Linked DNA regions of Homo sapiens: region 1 is linked to region 2. Evidence: read pairs that join two places in POLR2A ChIA-PET (ENCODE). Cell type or tissue: Caco-2. All regions are shown on one strand. Links, peaks and the distances in the headings refer to the core of each region. The heading gives the core; the rest is flanking DNA. Region 1 overlaps ARID3A (AT-rich interaction domain 3A). Region 2 overlaps MED16 (mediator complex subunit 16).

What was found. Peaks named below come from ENCODE experiments on the same cell type or tissue, not always from the same donor. Only the 100,000 strongest peaks of a DNase experiment are listed, where the experiment ranks them.
Region 1: POLR2A ChIA-PET joins it to region 2 with 6 read pairs; 5 of 35 experiments call an interaction of 5 or more read pairs at or near these places.

Annotation. Positions count from the first base shown.
Region 1 is chr19:963,081-967,585 of GRCh38, forward strand. It overlaps ARID3A (AT-rich interaction domain 3A), which reads left to right. Exons shown (of 9, transcript NM_005224.3): 5 at 1,168-1,351; 6 at 1,753-2,000; 7 at 3,492-3,788. Among named protein-coding and RNA genes, the nearest start is that of WDR18, 19 kb to the right of the region's middle. RefSeq lists an enhancer at 1-247 and a silencer at 1,941-2,118. In Caco-2, for the core only: no CTCF peak of the experiment used is centred there; no DNase peak of the experiment used is centred there.
Region 2 is chr19:877,368-881,454 of GRCh38, forward strand. MED16 (mediator complex subunit 16) reads right to left here. Exons shown (of 16, transcript NM_005481.3): 8 at 2,570-2,781. Among named protein-coding and RNA genes, the nearest start is that of MED16, 14 kb to the right of the region's middle. In Caco-2, for the core only: no CTCF peak of the experiment used is centred there; a DNase peak (open chromatin) is centred at 2,401.

The DNA of each region.
Region 1 (4,505 bases), core at 214-4,213, 86 kb after region 2:
AGGTCAGACACCGGGGGTTCCGGGGGTAGCAGGCCTCGACCAGGCAGAGGGCCGGCTGCTCACTCAGGGCTGCACCCGCTCTCCAGCCAGTCACATCCCAGAACCTCGATGTCCACGTCCCCATCCCTAACAGGGCGATGGGCGTCCCCTCCCACCCCATGGTGAGTGGGCAGCAGCTATGGCCTGGGCCACCTGCCCTCACTGGTCTTCACTGAGCGCCTACTGTATGCCACTGAGTGCTGGGACCCCACGTAGGCAGAACATGGGGTGGGGGCCACAGACTGTACACAATTGATCTCCTAAGTGCAGAATTTCACGGACAGAACGATAGGTTTAAGTGGGTCTTGCCTACTGTCAGGCCAGGGAGGGGCTGGGCAGAGGTGGAGCTGACATCTGAAGCCAGAGGCTCCTGGTGCAGGGGCAGCCTGGGAGAGCCCTGGAGGGGGCAGGTAGGGCTGGAAGGGCGGGGAGGGGCCACGTCTGCAGCCGGCTCCAGGAGTTGAGGGGCAGGAACCTGAGTCAGCCCAGCCGCCTCTTCTTCCTGGGCCAGCCCACCTACCGCCCTTCCCCTGCCTAGGCTAATCCTCCCCCTTTCCCTCCCTGGCATAGCGTAGCCCACAACCCTCTCCTCCTGGGCTAGCCCAACCCCCCATGTCGGGGCTAGCCCATCCCCTTCCCCTCCCTAGGCCAGTCCACAGCCCTCCATTCTCCAGACTTGAAATTGGGTAAGCCAGGCTTTACCCCTTGCCTGCCTGAGGCTGCAGAGCCCCTGTCAGTGTGGAGGGAACAGGCCTCTGGGAACATAGGCAGAGTTGTTTTGGCAGCTGCCGTGGTGTGTGGCGTGGAGAAGGAATAACAAAGATCCGGGCGTCTCCCGCACGTCCCTCCTCTCAGTAACCCTCCTCCCGAGGGCTGCGCTGTCCCTAAGCCCAGGTTACTGGTGGATAAACCGAGGCAGAGCTGCCCCCTCTGCACCCTCTCGAGCAGAGGTTCCCAGCCTGGATGATCCTGCACCCACAGAGGGCCCTGGGCAATGTCTGGAGACATCTGTGGTTGTCACAGCCTGGGCGGGGGAGTGCTCCTGGCATGGAGAGGGCGGAGGCCAGGACACTCGGCTCCCTGCAGTGCCCAGGTGGCCCCCAACCTCCCTCTCGCCCCTTCCCCCAGGGACACCTGTGAACCGCATCCCCATCATGGCCAAACAGGTCCTTGACCTGTTCATGCTGTACGTGCTGGTGACGGAGAAGGGCGGCCTCGTGGAGGTCATCAACAAGAAGCTGTGGCGTGAGATCACCAAGGGCCTCAACCTGCCCACGTCCATCACCAGTGCAGCCTTCACCCTGCGGACCCAGTGAGTGGCGGACGGTTGTGCCGAGGTCGGGCCAGGGCACTCTGAGCAGCCAGTGCAAGGGGCCTGCAGAAGAGGGAGGGGGTGGTGGGCAGCTGCAGAGGAGGGGGCAGTGGGCAGCCGCAAAGGGCACAGGGCCACACCGTGCGTCCAGGGCCCGAGAGCGTCAAGTAGGGGTGCGAGGACCACACAGTCTCTGGGGTTGTGCAATCAGGGGCCATTGCGAGGAACAGCATTGAGATGGAGGGAATGGGCAAAGGCCCAGCAGCTCTGGGGGCTGCTGAGCAAGTCCAAGGGAAGAACCAGGGATGGTGGTGCCACAGTGGGGTTTACTTTGTACTGAAGGCCAAAGAGAGCCGTAGGGGTGACCCGGGTGCCATCCTCTTCCCTCGTCCCACCCACAGATACATGAAGTACCTGTACCCCTACGAGTGTGAGAAGCGGGGCCTCAGTAACCCCAATGAGCTCCAGGCAGCCATAGACAGCAACCGACGGGAGGGCCGGCGCCAGAGCTTTGGTGGCTCCCTCTTTGCCTACTCGCCAGGCGGGGCACACGGCATGCTCTCCTCACCCAAGCTACCCGTGTCCTCCCTGGGCCTGGCCGCAAGCACCAATGGCAGCTCCATCACCCCCGCCCCTAAGATCAAGAAAGGTAAGGGCCTGTATGGGGCCTGGGGCGTGTTCCCAACTGAGCTTCAGCCTGGCTGTCTGACCTTGGGGGATACCTCTTCCCCTCTCTGGGTAACCAGGATGAAAAACCCTATAGTTGGCATGGAAAAGGGCTTCCAATCTACCAGTCCTCTGCCTATGGCAGACATTACCAATCCATCACCATTTTCTAATTCCACACAGGTGGCAGGCAGACATTGCTAATCAATCTGTGTTTCCAGTCCTGTGGCCAAGGCAGACATTACTAATTGATCACTGTTTTTCCAGTCTACACTGAGGCAGGCATCATCAGTTGATCAGTTTTCCCTCCCACTGAGCCTCTGAATCCTCCATAACACAGAGGTACCAACAGCACACACAGCAGTGTCACCTCAGTTTGCCTGTCTGAGTTACCATTTCTCATCTGGGCAACATAGTGAGACCCCATCTCAAAAAAAAAAAAAAAAATTAGCTGGGCGTGGCAACGTGCACCTGTGGTCCCAGCTACCCAGGAAGCTGAGGTGGTCAGATGGGTTGAGCCCAGGAGGTCGAGGCTGTGGTGAACTGAGATTACACCACTGCACTACAGCCTGAGCAACAGTAGTGAGACCCAGTCTAAAAAAAATTTTTTTAGGCCAGGCACAGTGGCTCACGCCTGTAGTCCCAGCACTTTGGGAGGCTGAGGCAGGCGGATCGCTTGAGGTCAGAAGTTTGAGACCAGCCTAATCAATATGGTGAAACCCTGTCTCTACTAAAAATACAAAAATTAGCCGGGTGTGGTGGCACACACCTGTAGTCCCAGCTACTTGGGAGGCTGAGGCAGGAGAATCGCTTGAACCCAGGTGGCAGAGGTTGCGGTGAGCCAAGATCACGTCACTGCATTCCAGCCTCAGCGACAGAGTGAGACTCCGTGTCAAAAAAAAAAAAAAAAAAAATTAGCTTAGTGTGGTGGTGGGCGCCTGTAATCCCAGCTACTCAGGAGACTGAGGCAGAAGAATCACCTGAGCCTGAGAGGCAGAGGTTGCAGTGAGCTGGGATCGCGCCACTGCCCTCCAGCCTAAGCAACAGAGCGAGACTCTGTCTCAAAGCAAAAAAAAAAAAGGCTGGGCGCGGTGGCTCACGCCTGTAATCCCAGCACTTTGGGAGGCCGAGGCGGGCGGATCACCTGAGGTCAGGAGTTCAAGACCAGCCTGGCCAACATGAAGAAACCCCGTCTCTACTAAAAATACAAAATTAGCCAGGCGTGGTGGCGGGTGCCTGTTTCCCAGCTACTAGGGAGGCTAAGGCAGGAGAATCACTTGAACCCGGGAGGCAGAGGTTGCGGTGAGCTGAGATCGCACCATTGCACTCCAGCCTGGGCAACAAGAGTGAAACTCCGTCTCAAAAAAAAAAAAAAAAAGAAAAGAAAAGAAAAAAGAAGGTGCATGTTCCTGCCTTGAGTGGAAGGCAGGGCCCAGCCCCTCCTGGCCACCAATTCCCCTTTTTTCCTACCTAGAGGAGGACTCAGCCATCCCCATCACAGTCCCTGGCCGCCTGCCTGTGTCCCTGGCGGGCCACCCTGTGGTGGCAGCCCAGGCAGCAGCTGTGCAAGCAGCAGCCGCCCAAGCAGCTGTGGCCGCACAGGCAGCTGCCCTGGAACAGCTGCGGGAGAAGCTGGAGTCTGCAGAGCCTCCGGAGAAGAAGATGGCCCTGGTGGCCGATGAGCAGCAACGGCTGATGCAACGTGCACTCCAGCAGAACTTCCTGGCCATGGCGGCCCAGCTGCCCATGAGCATTCGGATCAACAGCCAAGGTACTGCCCTCGTGCCCAGACCCGCTGTGCTTCCTGCGTGTGTCACACAGTGAGGGCCTTGGAGCCTACATATGTAAAGAGTGCCAACAAATCAATAAGAAAAAAAAAGCCGGGTGCAGTGGCTGACATCTGTAATCCCAGCACTTTGGGAGACCGAGGTGGGTGGATCACTTGAGGTCAGGAGTTCGAGATCAGCCTGGGCAACATGGTGAAACTCCATCTCTACTAAAAATACAACAAATTAGCCGGGCGTGGCAGCGCACCCCTGTAGTCCCAGCTACTTGGGAGGCTGAGGCAGGAGAATCACATGAACTGGGAGATGGAGGTTGCAGTGACCCGAGATAACGCCACTGCACTCCAGCCTGGGCAACAATAGCAAAACTCCATCTCAAAAAATAAAAAATAATAAAGTAAACTGGCTGGGCACCGTGGCTCATGCCTATAATCCCAGCACTTTGGGAGGCTGAAATGGGAGGATTGCTTGAGCCCAGGAATTTGAGATCAGCCTGAGCAACACAGTGAGATGCCATCTCTACAAAAGTTAGCTGGGCGTGGTGACACGCTCCTGTAGCCCCAGCTACTCGGGAGGCTGAGATGGGAGGATCACTTGAGCCCAGGAAGTCGAGGCTGCAGTGAGCCATGATTGCACCACTGCATTCCAGCCTGGGTGACAGAGCAAGACCTGGTCTCAAAAACAAGGTAAAAAAAAACAAAGTG
Region 2 (4,087 bases), core at 88-4,087:
TGGGAACAGGGAAGGAAACCTCCCTGAGCCCCGACTGCACTGGATGCCGAGCCAGGCTTACACTCGTCTGCTTTACCTGAGGAGTCTACCCCGTGAAAGGCGGTCCTCTCAACAGCTCCTAGTTACGAAGCTCCTAATACGTGCTGTGAGCCACCCCACTGACCTCGCTCAACAAGACGAACCCATCACACAGACAAGGCAGCGCAGGCAGGGGCTGGCGAGGGGCTTGCACCTGTGGTCCCTTCCCCCGGGGGCGCCTCCCTCTGGCACCCTCCCAGCCCCAGCCCCAGCCCCAGACCCACGTGCCCCAGCAGCTCGCCTTCCCCTGGTTGTCAATGCCCACCAGCCCCTGCCCCACGTGCCCCAGCAGCTCACCTTCCCCTGGTTGTCAATGCCCACCAGCCCCAGCCCCAGCCCCAGCCCCAGCCCCACGTGCCCCAGCAGCTCGCCTTCCCGTGGTTGTCAATGCCCACCAAGCCCAGCCCCACATGCCCCAGCAGCTCGCCTTCCCCTGGTTGTCAATGCCCACCAGCCCCAGCCCCACGTGCCCCAGCAGCTCACCTTCCCGTGGTTGTCAATGCCCACCAGCCCCAGCCCCAGCCCCAGCCCCACGTGCCCCAGCAGCTCACCTTTCCGTGGTTGTCAACGCCCACCAGCCCCAGCCCCAGCCCCACGTGCCCCAGCAGCTCGCCTTCCCCTGGCTGTCAATGCCCCCCAGCCCCAGCCCCAGCGCCACGTGCCCCAGCAACTCACCTTCCCCTGGTTGTCAATGCTCAGCAGCTCACCTTCCCGTGGTTGTCAATGCCCACCGAGCCCAGCCCCACGTGCCCCAGCAGCTCACCTTCCCCTGGTTGTCAATGCCCACCAGCCCCAGCCCCAGCCCCAGCCCCACGGGCCCCAGCAGCTCGCCTTCCCCTGGTTGTCAATGCCCACCAGCCCCAGCCCCACGTGCCCCAGCAGCTCACCTTCCCGTGGTTGTCAATGCCCACCAGCCCCAGCCCCAGCCCCAGCCCCACGTGCCCCAGCAGCTCACCTTTCCCTGGTTGTCAATGTCCACCAGCCCCAGCCCCGGCCCCGGCCCCGGCCCCACGTGCCCCAGCAGCTCACCTTCCCCTGGCTGTCAATGCCCACCAGCCCCAGCCCCACGTGCCCCAGCAGCTCACCTTCCCGTGGTTGTCAATGCCCACCAGCCCCAGCCCCAGCCCCACATGCCCCAGCAGCTCACCTTCCCGTGGTTGTCAACGCCCACCAGCCACAACCCCAGCCCCACGTGCCCCAGCAGCTCACCTTCCCCTGGTTGTCAATGCCCAACAGCCCCAACCCCACGTGCCCCAGCAGCTCGCCTTCCCCTGGTTGTCAATCCCCACCAGGGCCAGCCCCACGTGCCCCAGCAGCTCCCCTTCCCCTGGTTGTCAATGCCCACCAGCCCCAGCCCCACGTGCCCCAGCAGCTCCCCTTCCCCTGGTTGTCAATGCCCACCAGCCCCAGCCCCAGCCCCAGCCCCACGTGCCCCAGCAGCTCACCTTTCCCTGGTTGTCAATGTCCACCAGCCCCGGCCCCGGCCCCGGCCCCGGCCCCGGCCGCAGCTCCACGTGCCCCAGCAGCTCACCTTCCCCTGGCTATCAATGCCCACCAGCCCCAGCCCCAGCCCCACATGTCCCAGCAGCTCACCTTCCCCCGGTTGTCAATGCCCACCAGCCCCAGCCCCAGCCCCACGTGCCCCAGCAGCTCGCCTTCCCCTGGTTGTCAATACCCCCCAGCCCCAGCCCCAGCCCCAGCCCCACGTGCCCCAGCAGCTCGCCTTCCCCTGGTTGTCAATGCCCAGCAGCTCACCTTCCCATGGTTGTCAATGCCCACCAAGCCGAGCCCCACATGCCCCAGCAGCTCGCCTTCCTCTGGTTGTCAATGCCCAGCAGCTCACCTTCCCATGGTTGTCAATGCCCACCAAGCCCAGCCCCACGTGCCCCAGCAGCTCACCTTCCCCTGGTTGTCAATGCCCACCAGCCCCAGCCGCACATGCCCCAGCAGCTCACCTTTCCCTGGTTGTCAATGCCCACCAACCCCAGCCCCACGTGCCCCAGCAGCTCGCCTTCCCCTGGTTGTCAATGCCCACCAGCCCCAGCCCCACGTGCCCCAGCAGCTCGCCTTTCCCTGGTTGTCAATGCCTACCAGGGCCACGCCCCAGCAGCTCGCCTTCCCCTGGTTGTCAATGCCCAGCAGCTCACCTTCCCGTGGTTGTCAATGCCCCCCAAGCCCAGCCCCACGTGCCCCAGCAGCTCACGTTCCCCTGGTTGTCAATGCCCACCAGCCCCAGCCCCACGTGCCCCAGCAGCTCGCCTTCCCCTGGTTGTCAATGCCCAGCAGCTCGCCTTCCCCTGGTTGTCAATGCCCACCAGCCCCAGCCCCACGTGCCCCAGCAGCTCGCCTTCCCCTGGCTGTCAATCCCCACCAGGGCCAGCCCCACGTGCCCCAGCAGCTCACCTTCCCCTGGTTGTCAATGCCCAGCAGCTCGCCTTCCCCTGGTTGTCAATGCCCACCAGCCCCGGCCCCACGTGCCCCAGCAGCTCACCTTCCCGTGGCTGTCAATCCCCACCAGGGCCAGTGACGTCCACGATAGCTGCATAGCCTTTAAGTGGACGGCGGGGCCCGCGGTGCGGGGGCGCTTCATGGCCGGCTCATCCACAGGCCTCGGGGCCGCGGAGCTGTAGAAGACGGCCATGGTCTGCAGTGAGAGCCGGTGCACGATGTGGACGCTGCCGTCGTGGAAGGCCAGGGCCAGCCCTGTGGGGCACAGGCACTGCTTAGACATGGGCAGGGCCCAGGACACGCCCGCCGGGGGAGGGGCCTCCTGCTCTGCAGGGTGTGGAGAGCCGGGGCTGCCCATCCAGGGGGTCAGCCCCCGCCAATCGGCATCCAGCGCCCGTGCCCCCAGCCACTCTTTCTTTAGTTACACAGTCCCTGAGCACCAGGGGAGCAGGAGCCAGCAGCCTTGGCCACACTGCTCCCAGCCCCTCCCCGCCCCTCCCAGCTGGGCCCATGTCCTGGCTGACACGCCCCTCAAGGAGCGCAGGGGAGGGGGGCACTACAGGTGGGGGACCAAGGGTTGGGGCTCCTGGCGTCCCAAAGAGAGGCATCTTAGGGTGGTGGGCTGGGGCTGTCACTCACACTGGGGTCTGCCATTGTACGAGGGCCGGGGGGAGGTGGGGTCCAGAGCCCAAAGCTCATGGAAAAGAGAATATGAAAGGAGTCCCTGCAGTAGAGAGGCTGCAAAGCCGGGCGCGGTGGCTCACGCCTGTAATCCTAGCACTTTGGGAGGCTGAGGCGGGCAGATTGCCTGAGCTCAGGGGTTCGAGACCAGCCTGGGCAACACCGGTGAAACCCCGTCTCTACTAAAATACAAAAAATTAGCCGGGCGTGGCAGCACGCGCCTGTAGTCCCAGCTACTCGGGAGGCTGAGGCAGGAAGGAGAATCGCTTGAACCCAGGAGGCGGAGGTTGCAGTGAGCCGAGATCACACCACTGCACTCCAGCCTGGGCAACAGAATGAGACTCCAACTCAAAAAAAAAAAGAAAAAAAAAAATAGAGCCTGGAAAATGGAGCATAAACCAAGGGTTTTGGAGCAGGGAACTGCATCCCCTCAACCTCTCTGCAGGCTCTGAGGAACAGCCCTGAGCCCCGAGCGGGTTTTGATAAATGCTCTTTCCAGGGAACCAGGGAAGAACGGGAGCTGGGGGAAGAAAGGGCCTGAGCTAGGGCCGACTTGTCCACATTTTACAGCTGAGCAAATAGGGTAGGCACTGAAGAGTGTGCAGACTCACTCATGGGCACGGATGCCACGGTTTGAGCTCAGGACCACATTATGGCTGCTGCAGCACAGAGAGGACACATGCCGCCTACCCAGGAAGGAGTTCCACCAAGTTCCCCAGGCTCCCTTGTTGATTTGCAATGACTCTTTACATATTAAAGAACACTGGATCTGTCTGCCAGCCTCACAGATCCCGAAAGATGAGATCTGCCTCCTAATTGGGAACCCATCAGAACCCAGAAGGCTGAGCTCCTACAGCCCCATGGCCTGTGCTCAGAGCCC